2 separate regions of the Homo sapiens genome follow, and region 2 is linked to region 1. Evidence: chromatin loops called from intact Hi-C (ENCODE). Cell type or tissue: IMR-90. All regions are shown on one strand. Links, peaks and the distances in the headings refer to the core of each region. The heading gives the core; the rest is flanking DNA.

What was found. A loop is a pair of places that touch in the nucleus more often than their neighbours do. Peaks named below come from ENCODE experiments on the same cell type or tissue, not always from the same donor. Only the 100,000 strongest peaks of a DNase experiment are listed, where the experiment ranks them.
Region 2: it touches region 1 in a loop (10-fold over the local background); 3 of 110 quality-filtered maps call a loop at or near these places.

Annotation. Positions count from the first base shown.
Region 1 is chr10:118,238,256-118,243,643 of GRCh38, forward strand. LINC02944 (long intergenic non-protein coding RNA 2944) reads left to right here and starts at 3,250. Exons shown (of 5, transcript XR_946349.3): 1 at 3,250-3,427; 2 at 3,528-3,631. In IMR-90, for the core only: a CTCF peak has its summit at 3,200 (motif pointing left); a DNase peak (open chromatin) is centred at 3,176; H3K27me3 peaks cover 277 bases.
Region 2 is chr10:118,457,539-118,462,926 of GRCh38, forward strand. No RefSeq gene overlaps it. Among named protein-coding and RNA genes, the nearest start is that of LINC00867, 100 kb to the left of the region's middle. In IMR-90, for the core only: a CTCF peak has its summit at 2,250 (motif pointing left); no DNase peak of the experiment used is centred there.

The DNA.
Region 1 (5,388 bases), core at 329-5,328:
GTGTGTGTGTGTATGTGTGTTGTGTGTGTGTATGTGTGTGTGTCTGTGTGTGTTGTGTGCGTGTGTGCACACACACCGACTCATGTCCAGGGTGTTCTTTCTGCTATTAAAGCAAGAAACGATTTCCATTCTAAAGGTGACCCTCGCCCTCACTTGGAGCCTGGCCCTGGCCCTGGGTGCAAGCCACAGTCACTGCAGTGATGCTGTCCTCTCCCTTGCAGACATCTAAGACAAAGAAGATACACAGCTGAGGAAGGCGAGATGCCTTTTAAAAATTAGACAACATCTTAGAGGGTTTATTTCCTTTATCTCTAGACCTACATCCATTAACCCACACTCAGAGACAATCGCTGCCACTGTTCAGGAAGCCAGCTCGAATGGGTCGAAACTGCCATTGTATATCCAGGAAAGATAGACACACGACAGAGATTTTTTTTAAAATGCCAATTTCCAGGGAACCAGCTTCTGCTGAATGCAGCCTGATAGAAATTCAAGATAAAACTCTCATGGATTCTGCCCATCCATAAAGTGCCACTTAGCAGACAATTTGCACCATCTGTGAACCACTCCCATCCACTAAGCTTCTTTTTTAGCTGTTGTAAACTCTGTCTCATCAAACTCTTATCTTTTACCTATACAGAGCCGTACTTTAATTGATAAATTTCAGGGAAAACGGAGGAGGGACAGCGTTTCAGGAATAACTGGGACCAGTGAGATCAGTGTCTTAGGAAGATGAAGATCTGAATCCTGAACCGTGACTCACGGGAGCCTGGCTGATCTCCTTCGCTTTCACAGGACTTCTCGCTGCTATGACACATTTGCATGGTGACTCCTGGTTCTTTTCCAGGCGTCAATGTGAATGTCCATTTTCTTTTGGAGTGGCTGTCTCTTTAAACTCTTACAATACACACGGGTTTTCTTTTCTGGCTTTTCTTGTAAGGTGCTGCCTATCAAAAAAGAGACAGGAGAGAGAGAGAGAGAGAGAGAGAGAGAGAGAGAGATTGTCTTCCAAAGGTTGTTTTCTTACCCTCTGTTGCTTAAACAATCATCTTCTGTGTTATTGAGGAAAACCCAAAGCTGTCAGCTTCCCTGGACTTCAGGTTTCCAGCAAACTCACCTCCCCCCTCCCTTGGTTTCACCCCCATCTGCTTATAATTTAATGTTCTGTATGTTTTAATCATTTCATTAGGCATGTCCTTATTTTGAAATGCAACTAATTCTTCAGTTCAAACAAACAGCCAGTAATTCTAAAAATGAGACCATTCTTTTCTTTCAGTTAGAGATTGGCTTAGAAGAAATATCACACCTATTTTGAGAAGGGTGAAATAACTCAAATGCCACTAGTTTTTTTAAAACCGCTGACTTTTAAAAGTGGAAATGATCTTAGAGATTGCTTCATTTTCTCCACAGATATGGAACTAACTTTTGGGGATGTTTTCTCATGTCTTTCTGAACACTTTGTGATAAAGTCATTCCTATTAAGGTTTGTCTTAATACGGATTTGTAAAAATTATGTAATAAAATACCTCATTTCTATACTCGGTGACAATGGACATGAAAGAAAAAGTGATTCCACTATAGGACTTGTATGTTTTATTAATTTATTTTCTTTATAGGAATTTACATTCTTTAAGGCAAGGAGAATCATATTTTGCTATAAGGGGAAAGATAATTTGCAAGGTGTTTCATGTGATTTTTCCCCCTGACATTCAGATTTATTCTATATCAAGAAAAGAAGCTTCTGGGCCGGGTGCAGTGGCTCACGCCTGTAATCCCAGCACTTTGGGAGGCCAAGGTGGGCGGATCACCTGAGGTTAGGAGTTCAAGACCAGCCTGACCAACATGGAGAAACCCCGTCTCTATTAAAAACACAAAAATAGCCGGGCTTTGTGGCACATGCCTGTAATCACAGCTACTCAGGGGGCTGAGGCAGGAGAATCTCTTGAACCTGGGAGGCGGAGGTTGCAGTGAGCCAAGATCGTGCCATTGCACTCCAGCCTGGGCAAAAAGAGCGAAACTCTGTCTCAAAAAAAAAAAAAAGGAGAAGCTTCTGAAATTCCAGGAGCATACAACTTCCCCCCTTATCTATGGGGGATACATTCTTCCAAGACCCCAGTGGATGCCTGAAACTGCAATAGTACCAAACCCTACATATACTATGCATGAATTTCTTTTTTTCCTTACCATTCATGGGTAAGCTGGTCCAAGTGCAGTGGTGTTTACAACTAATTGATCACAATTCGTGGGTAGAAGTTTCCTTCTTACTGTAGATCTTAAAGATGTCAGCATACAATTTTTTTCTTTCCTTATTAAGCTGATAACTTTCACCTTTTCACTTCAAGGATGCATTTTATGGCTTCTTTTTTGGCATATGCAAATTGCCAGCATCATTACTCTCATGCTTTGAGGCCATTATATAACAAAATGAGGGTTACTTGAACACAAGCACTGGGAAACGGTGACAGTCTATGTGATAACTGAGATGGCTACCGTGTGACTGACAGGAAGGTAGCTTAGACAGTGTGGATATGCTGGACAAAGAGAAGATTCCCCTCCCAGGTGGGACAGAGGATGAGAGATTTCAGCATGCAACTGAGAATGGCATGCAATTTAAAACTTATGAATTATTTCTGAAATTTTCCATTTAATTTTTTGGGGCCACAACTGACCACAGGTAAATGAAACCACAGAAAACAAAACCTCAGCTAAGAAAGAGCTAATGTATTTAATTTTAACATTATATCAATGACCCAACTGTGCAACGTAAAATGTCTTTATTTTCTGATACTTGTATTACTTTCTGGTAATAAAACGTCCTTTCAGTATTTTAGAAGAACGAGTCACATTTCGCACATAGTAGTAGACACTTAATAGATGTTTGTTGAAACATTCGTAGATAAGTGGGTAGATACACACTGACATTTAACGATGTGCCTTAATTCAGCTTTAAGTGCTAATGTTTATTAACGGTGATGCGTAAATACAACAGCACACATTCTGATTTAGGCTCGTCCACTGAAAATGTCCCCCTACTTCCAAAACGTAAACCGGTACCATTTAAGGATCGAAATGAAAACAACGTAATAGTGAAGTTGTCTTGGAGGAATTGCTGGAGGACGCCTTTGATACCTTTATGGAGAATGAATGGGAAGCCTTTGCGTGTGGCTGACACAAATGGTTGTCACACGCCATCTAGTGGCCATCCGTGAAACTGTGCATATGCCGTGGGAAACGCTTTTGGAACAAGTTGGATTGCTCCGAATTTCAGTGCCTATCGGGCAGCCAGTGAACATTTGTCCATCTTTAAGGCATTAAACTGAGAAGAACCACTGAGGAAAGCATGCCACAGTCTTTCCCAAAATCCCTGTGTCTTAAGGAACAACCAAGAAGTTAACTGGTCAGGGAAAAGATTTCTTTTGGAACACAGGTAAGCAAAACCAAGACGCCATCGGAGACACCCTTGCCTGCAACGGTTGTGGTATAAAGCAAGGTAAGTAGCGTGATATTCACTGCTTTTTGTCCCACAGAAGCCATCGCTGTGTGCGGAAATCCATGACCTGGCCATGACTTCTACAACCCGGAGGACTTGCCTGGCATTACCGAAAAGCACAGGGGAAAGATTCTGTGGCAGGTGCCGCATTTCATCCAGCTCACTCCGTGCTAGTTCCTAAGACATCTTAATTCTTACACATATGCATAATCGTGATATTTTGCCATGAATAACAATATATTTCACAATTATCAACCATTTTAATTTTTAGCTTTCTAACCTCGGACTACTATAATAAAAAGAAATAATAAATCCAAAAGTAGTAGTGGAAAAAATAAGTATCTCCAGGTTTGTTCCTGTAAAGTTAATTAGTTCAAAACAGAGTGAGGACTCTAAGAGTTTGGGGTTTTTTTGTGTGTGTGTGTTAAGTATCAGCATTAAGTATCTTCAAGACAATTCAAAGTAAGATGATAAGTCACTAGGTTGTAAATTTCACAAAAAATCATTAAATACACTGTGTCGGACTACAGCGGAACAGTGGGAAGAACATTCAGTATTTGAGAGTAAACAACTCAAATTAAGTTGTTTAGGAATCTCACAGACAGGAAAATTTTTCCTCTCTGGTTTTCCATGGTAGCATGTTTACAGTACTTGAAAAATGTTGCTTTCAAGTCATGTTAACTGCTTCTTAAGACCATCAAATAAGAAATGATATAGCTTATTAGTTCCAAAATAGAAAATCCTATAACATCATTTCCTCTTCATGTTAAGGTTAACTTCCATTATAAATATATGCTTTCAGTATAAAATGCTCGACCTCAAAAGATACCAGCTTTTGCGTTTTGAACTATAATCGTGATCCATAAATGGTGATAGAGCTTCAGCTACATCTCAAACATTTATGTTCCACTCTCTTTATCAAAGAGCGATTTATTTTCAGAGAAACATTTATCAATTTAAGGTGTCTGAAATATTCATTTTTTAAAAAGGGCTATAAACAAGTAGCAAGATGAATAATCTGGTTTTCTGTGGGTTAAGTTACATATCAAAAAATCCTAAAATTTTTCATCATTTTGATGCACTATTCTTAATTTTTAAAAACTCATTGTCTGAAAGCAAGACAGATATTTTAATGCTAATATGTAAAAATAAACCGGATTTACGGTCTTGGGTCTCTGTCGTTGCCTATATATCTAGATGTCTACAAAAATATTCCAGATTTTCTGCTTTTCTTAATCTCAAATGTTCAAAATGACTACATTTTCTAGAATATTTACCTATTAGCTGATGTTATTGTTAAAAAGAAAATCAGACTAATTTTGGCAGTATTGTGCCTTACTACAAATCCTGTCTTTACTGTGAGAGTGGAGAAAAATAAAATTTGCAGAATTCCAGTCTCTAGCCATTGGCATTTTCCGGGCTTTCTTGTTTTCTATATATTGAGTCCCCTGTGCGTATGGGAAGCTCAGCTGAGGACTAATGCAAACTATTTTCCCACAAGCCAACATGTCGTCACTACAAATATACCTAAAAATAAAAATAAATAACATGTAAAAGTGCTCTGTCCTCAACAAAGCAGAAGGGTGAGATTTTGATCAAGCCATCTGTGGTTGCCGTGACATTCTGACCAGTCCAGTAGAAATCACATGATTCTTTAGAACATCTAACTCTCTCCTCTGTCCACTTTGTAGCGATATTGCTGGGATAGCCTGAGACAATTTCAGAGAGGTTTGGGGCTCAGGAAGACATAAATGCAATGCATTGTTTTGCAAGATCTGGCTGGAAGGGTGTAGCGTGAAGTAAAATTAAGACCTCCTCCTTTATTGTGAGGCACAGTTGGGCTGTTTGATCTCTAAGTCCTCGGATAATTGGAGTCTACACAGCCTGTGGAATTGGGT
Region 2 (5,388 bases), core at 115-5,114, 220 kb after region 1:
TCCATCCCATTCCCCATTGCCATCCCCCAGCTGAAGCTGTTCTAAACTGGAGATCTTAAAGGCAAGTCCAATGCTGTGAGGAGGAGATGAGAGGAGAGTCACTGTGATGACCGCACTTGATGTCTCCTGGAAAGACCACTTTGCTTGGGGTCTCTTCTCCATTTCAGGAGGCCTGTAGCCTTGGAGACGTGGAGTTCTGTTTTCATCGAATACAGTAGCTCCCAGACATTACTAGAGAAAGATCAGAAGGGGCAGGAGCTAAATAGAAATATATATCACATTTTTTAAACCTGAGTAGTCCATAACAGTATTATTTTTTACAAAGGCTTTAGGAGGCCATTGCAGCAGGAACAGGAAGGGGAGCACATCTATTATTTATCTAATGCATTCCATGTGCAGGAACTCTGCTGGAGTCAAAATGGCAGGGTTCAAATCATGGCTCAGACACTTACAAGCTGTGTGGCATCAGGAGACTTACTTAAACTCTCTGAACTTCAGTTTTCCTATCTGTAAAATGGGACTAACTAGATTATCTACCTCAAAGAGTTTTAAAGATTAAAGAAGATAAAACTTTAAAGCAAGCACTTAGCATAGCTGTCAATCACTTAGCAAGGCACTCAATGCATGAATTATTTGTAGTGTATTTAATATTTTCAACTCTGTGAATCATTGACTCAAATTGACAGCAAATATTTGAGTACCTATTGACTGACCCAGAAGGCCATATTCTTTTTATTACCCTTTCTTTCCCTCCCAGGACATAAACCATAAACTCCTAGGCACAGGAAAGCCATTTATTATGTTGAATAAGAAAAATTCAACTTTTTGAAGTGTCAAAGCCTTGGATTTAAGCTAGGGTAAATCAGTTTTCAGATATTACAGAGCTCTGGAGAACACACACCCAAATGTCGGCAGAGCAGAGCCATGTGGCTGAAGCTCCTCGCATCAAAGCAGCCTGCTGGGTTACACCGAGATGGTTACATGAAAGCTTGGTGGTGTTTTCCAAAGATTCTGTTTAGGGCCTGGGAAGAGAGGATAGACCCTCACTTTAATTCTGCAAACACTGGTGAGTTATGCCATGTGCCCAAATCTGTGCTGGTGTCTGGGACCCGTGCTGTCTGTTCTCAGTAGCCTTGGCATGAACATTCAAACACTTTTTGGCCATGCCAGTGACAAGAGTAAGAGCCTCTGAGAGAAAGAGTAGCTGATGTTGCTTGGTGACATCTAGGGAGGCATCCCAGAGGAGGGGACATCTGAGCTACTGTTTGCCATGAAAATAAAGATGGAAGAATTTCATGGGGAACCAAAGAAACCCTGTAATAAGTTTTGAACTAAATAACAGAAGTCATAATCACAGCTACTGCGGATGTAGTCAAACTCAAACTTTTTTTTTTATGTGAAGGATCTTATCTTTTACTGTTCTGAACGACTTCCCCAGTGTGAAGGGATCTCTTTCAATGAGGTTCAGTTAAATCAAGACAGGACAGTGGCCTCCAAGGCATCTCGAACTAGGGAGAATGCCTAACACGCATTCCACAAAACATGCTGAATGGAAGGCATGCGCCCACAGAAGGTTCAGCTCCTCCTTTCTTCTACCTAGCCTGACAGGAACAACTACATTATACCTTGGTTTGTTTCCCTTGGCAAAGAGAATTACAAAATGTGATGTCCTTTCTATTTGTGAACAAATCAGTACTCCAGAAGATCATGCTGTTTGCGTTGGCAATATAAGCAAAAGTGGACAGGTTGTCACCAAATAACTTCCGTGGCCATGAAATACCCACCCATCAACTTGCCCTCCAATAAATAGGATCTTTTATCAGTAGAAACGAAATAGTGTTGCCAGCTAGAAAATAGCCCAGTTGGAAGTATGACCTTATATCATTTGGTGAGTCACCTGGCTTTGCACTGAAGTGTTTGAGATCCTGCTACGTGGTTGGAGTGTTGTTTGCTTGTTTATTTTTCCTTTTTAAATTTCATTAAACAGCATTTACTTGTGACAAAAGTCAAAGGTTTGATTGCAACAATCAGGAAGTGAGCTCCTCTTTCGGTGTGCTGGGGGAAAATACTTCAACTGAGACAAGACCAGCAGCAAACGTCATCCTGAGAAGCAGCTGAAAAACATCTCTCCCAAAAAACGTTTGTCCCAGCTCAATACACTGAACGTGCGGTGGTCAGAACTGATGAGGGCTTCTGTCGTCCTCTGCCCAGGAAAGCCAGTGGGACTCTCGTGCTCATTCTGCCCTCTGGTGGCTTCTTTTGTAAAATGCATCGGGACGGCTGTATTCTAAGCAGAGATGACTTTCTTCTTCATATGATTTCATGTGATTCTTATCTACAATTACAAAGCCCAACTATCTTCTGACCCATAGACCTCAGATTCAGTTTACTAATCAAATTAACTAAAATCCTGACATGTATTTAATTAAACACGCAATGAGGGTTAAAAATGTAGTCAATGGTCAGCTTTAAGCCAGCTTGGGTGAGCTGCAGATGAATTGTATTAATGAATGAATTCACCTGGTGAGTGAAACCCACTATACGATGTGCTCAAATCCTTAAACACTGAAAGATCAGTGAATTTAATTCATCAGACAACAAATTCGTTTTTTAGTAGATTATTGACATGCTGAGGCTAAAATCTATATAACTAAGAATAACAAAATTCATTTGAACAAGAATTAAGAAGCATGACTTGCTTATAAAGATACGTTAATTAAATCAGTATTGGCACAAGAATAGACAAAGCTCAGAAACAAACCCACATATGCATGGAAACTTGATATAGGAGAGATGGATATTTTAAATCAGAGCAGAAGGCCCTCACTCAGGATAAGTGGTACTGGAGAAACTGATTATTCTTCTGTGCAAAAATAAATTTAGATCATACGTCAAAGTACAGAATAATAATAATATATCTCAAATGTAATATAGGCCTCAGTTTGAAAACCCAAACTTAGAAGTTTACAACAAAAAAGGAGACTATCTATAAATAGGATGCAAAAATGCCTAGAAAAAAGCAATAACGGATGTATACAATTATCCTGTATACAACTTTTGTAAAAGTCACCTTAAACAGTGTCAGCAGAAGATATTTGCAGCACAAATGTCCAATGAAATCTTAGTATCCAGGCTATATAAAGATTTCCTAGAAATCTATTTTTTAAAGGCAAATAACCCAATAGAACACAAGAGAAAAAAGCACAAGCAGGCAATTCGTAGAAGAGAGAGCCCAAATGGCCAGTATATTGCACGATTTATGAGGAATGAAGGAAATGCAGATCAAAATCTTGATGAGACAGTATTCAGCTCCCAACATATCATTCATTAAAAAAATCTGGCAATAACAGATCCAGATGAAAACAAGGATGTGGAGAAAGTGGAAAATTTTTGAATTGGCACAATCACTATTTAATATTTAACAACTAATTAATAATGAATAACTAATTAATTGAAATTTAATAATAACTAGTGTGTATTAAATCAATATGTAATACATAATGAACATCTAGGTAATGTCTATGAAGCTGATAACACACATTCTGTACAGCCAAGCTCTTCCAGCTCTAGAGAATTTTTTGCATATGTGCACCAGGAGACATGCTGGCAATAATGGGATTGATGGGCCATTGTGGTACAATCAGCCTCAGGTACCCCAGAGCACCAGTCGTACTTCTGGCAGAGCTCAGCATGGTGGTTACAAGCATGGGCTTTGGGGGTCACACAGACCTGGGGGCTCTTACACTTTGTAGCTATCCAGCAATAGCACCGTTTCTCTGGGCCCTAGTTTGCTCATTTGTCGGTGAGGATAGTGAGGTCTCTGTCCCAAAATTATTGGGAAATTTAAATGGCAGAGCTATTTGTATGGCTATAAAGTATCTTTGCACAGTGCCTGGCACAGATGAATGGTTGCTATTGTTTTCATTATCGTTATTATAATTATCCTCACTGGGCATTCATACTAATTTATGACTCAGGAGAAATAATCTTTTCTGACTAGGAAGACAGTTATCAAGAAAGAATGTCCAATGATATATTCTTAGGATAGCAAGATTGGTAGTCAGAGTGTTCAAATGGTGAAATAACCAGAGGTGTGTAAACAGTTTCACCATTCATTGGATTATAAACCAAAGTCTCACCAGCCCCAAGTCATCATTCTCCCAGAACAATTATGGTTGGCCCCCTCTCACTGGCAGTAGAGACTGGTAGGACATGGTAACTCATCAGACTCTCTCACTCAACTTGACACCCTTGGTTCTGGTCATCAATAACGTACCCGCACTGAGTTTGTGAGGTGTCCCATTTTTCACTAAAGACCCTACATTTTCTGATGCCCAACCCCTAACCCAGCCAAGAGGAAGACCAAGAAGTCAGATTTATCTAATGAAGTAGGCTGGCTTGGCATGTGCCTACAGGATTGAGACCTGAAGGATGAAAGCCATATTTAAAAAAAAAAGCTCAAAGCCCTCGTAGGATGTGAAAGCCGCCACACAGAAATAGCATAACGAACTGTACTTTACACTCTAAAGAATTTTCCCTTCAGAACTCATAAATGTATTTATATAAGAAATGGCAAATTAAAGAACCCTTTCACCTGTCTTCACCAGAAAGTTTCATAGGACATAAACTGAGCTAATCAGATTTTATGTGAGATACTTTCTCCAGGTCTCCAAAATGTTCACTATCCCCTTTAAATTATGGTTAAGGGAATTTCAAAATGGAAACATCCAAATAAAATTGATGAGTTTAGCTTTCATGAGGAATTAATCCTTAGCTTGGGTAATGATCAATGGGTGCTAAGACCTATAAATTTCATAACTTTGTCCTTGATATAGTTATTTTTCTTCCTTAAAACCTAAAAATACATCTTCCCTTCCAGCAAGATAGAGACACAAGATGTCCCTGTGGATGAAAGGTGCTCAAGACAGCTATCCCTCTACAAAGACTCTCTAATGCACTGTTGGCCATTGTTCCTGAAATTCATTTGCGGGACAGTTGGTGGAGTAGGTTGTAAGAGCAGATTGATGAAAAGAATGTAGAATTTGACATGGCATGCCAAATGTAAGAGGGAAATGCCTGACAAGCAAAGAAATCAGTACCAAGTCAAATAACTTTACATATATGCAAATGGGCTGGAATTGTGCCTGTCAGCCATCACTTTGTGGCCTGAATGCTGAAAGGTATTCAGAACCATAGACAAGACTGGGTGAACCTGAACAAATTTAATTCTTCAACAGCCCTGGACAATGCTCACAGCAGCCAGTATCCACATTCCCCCAGGGTCTGGGCTGTGCCAACCTCCACTGCTCTCTGGGTCGGGCTGCAGGGACTCTTCAACACTTATTTGTTCATGCATTTATGCTGCAGTTACTAAGAAAGCATCTTCTA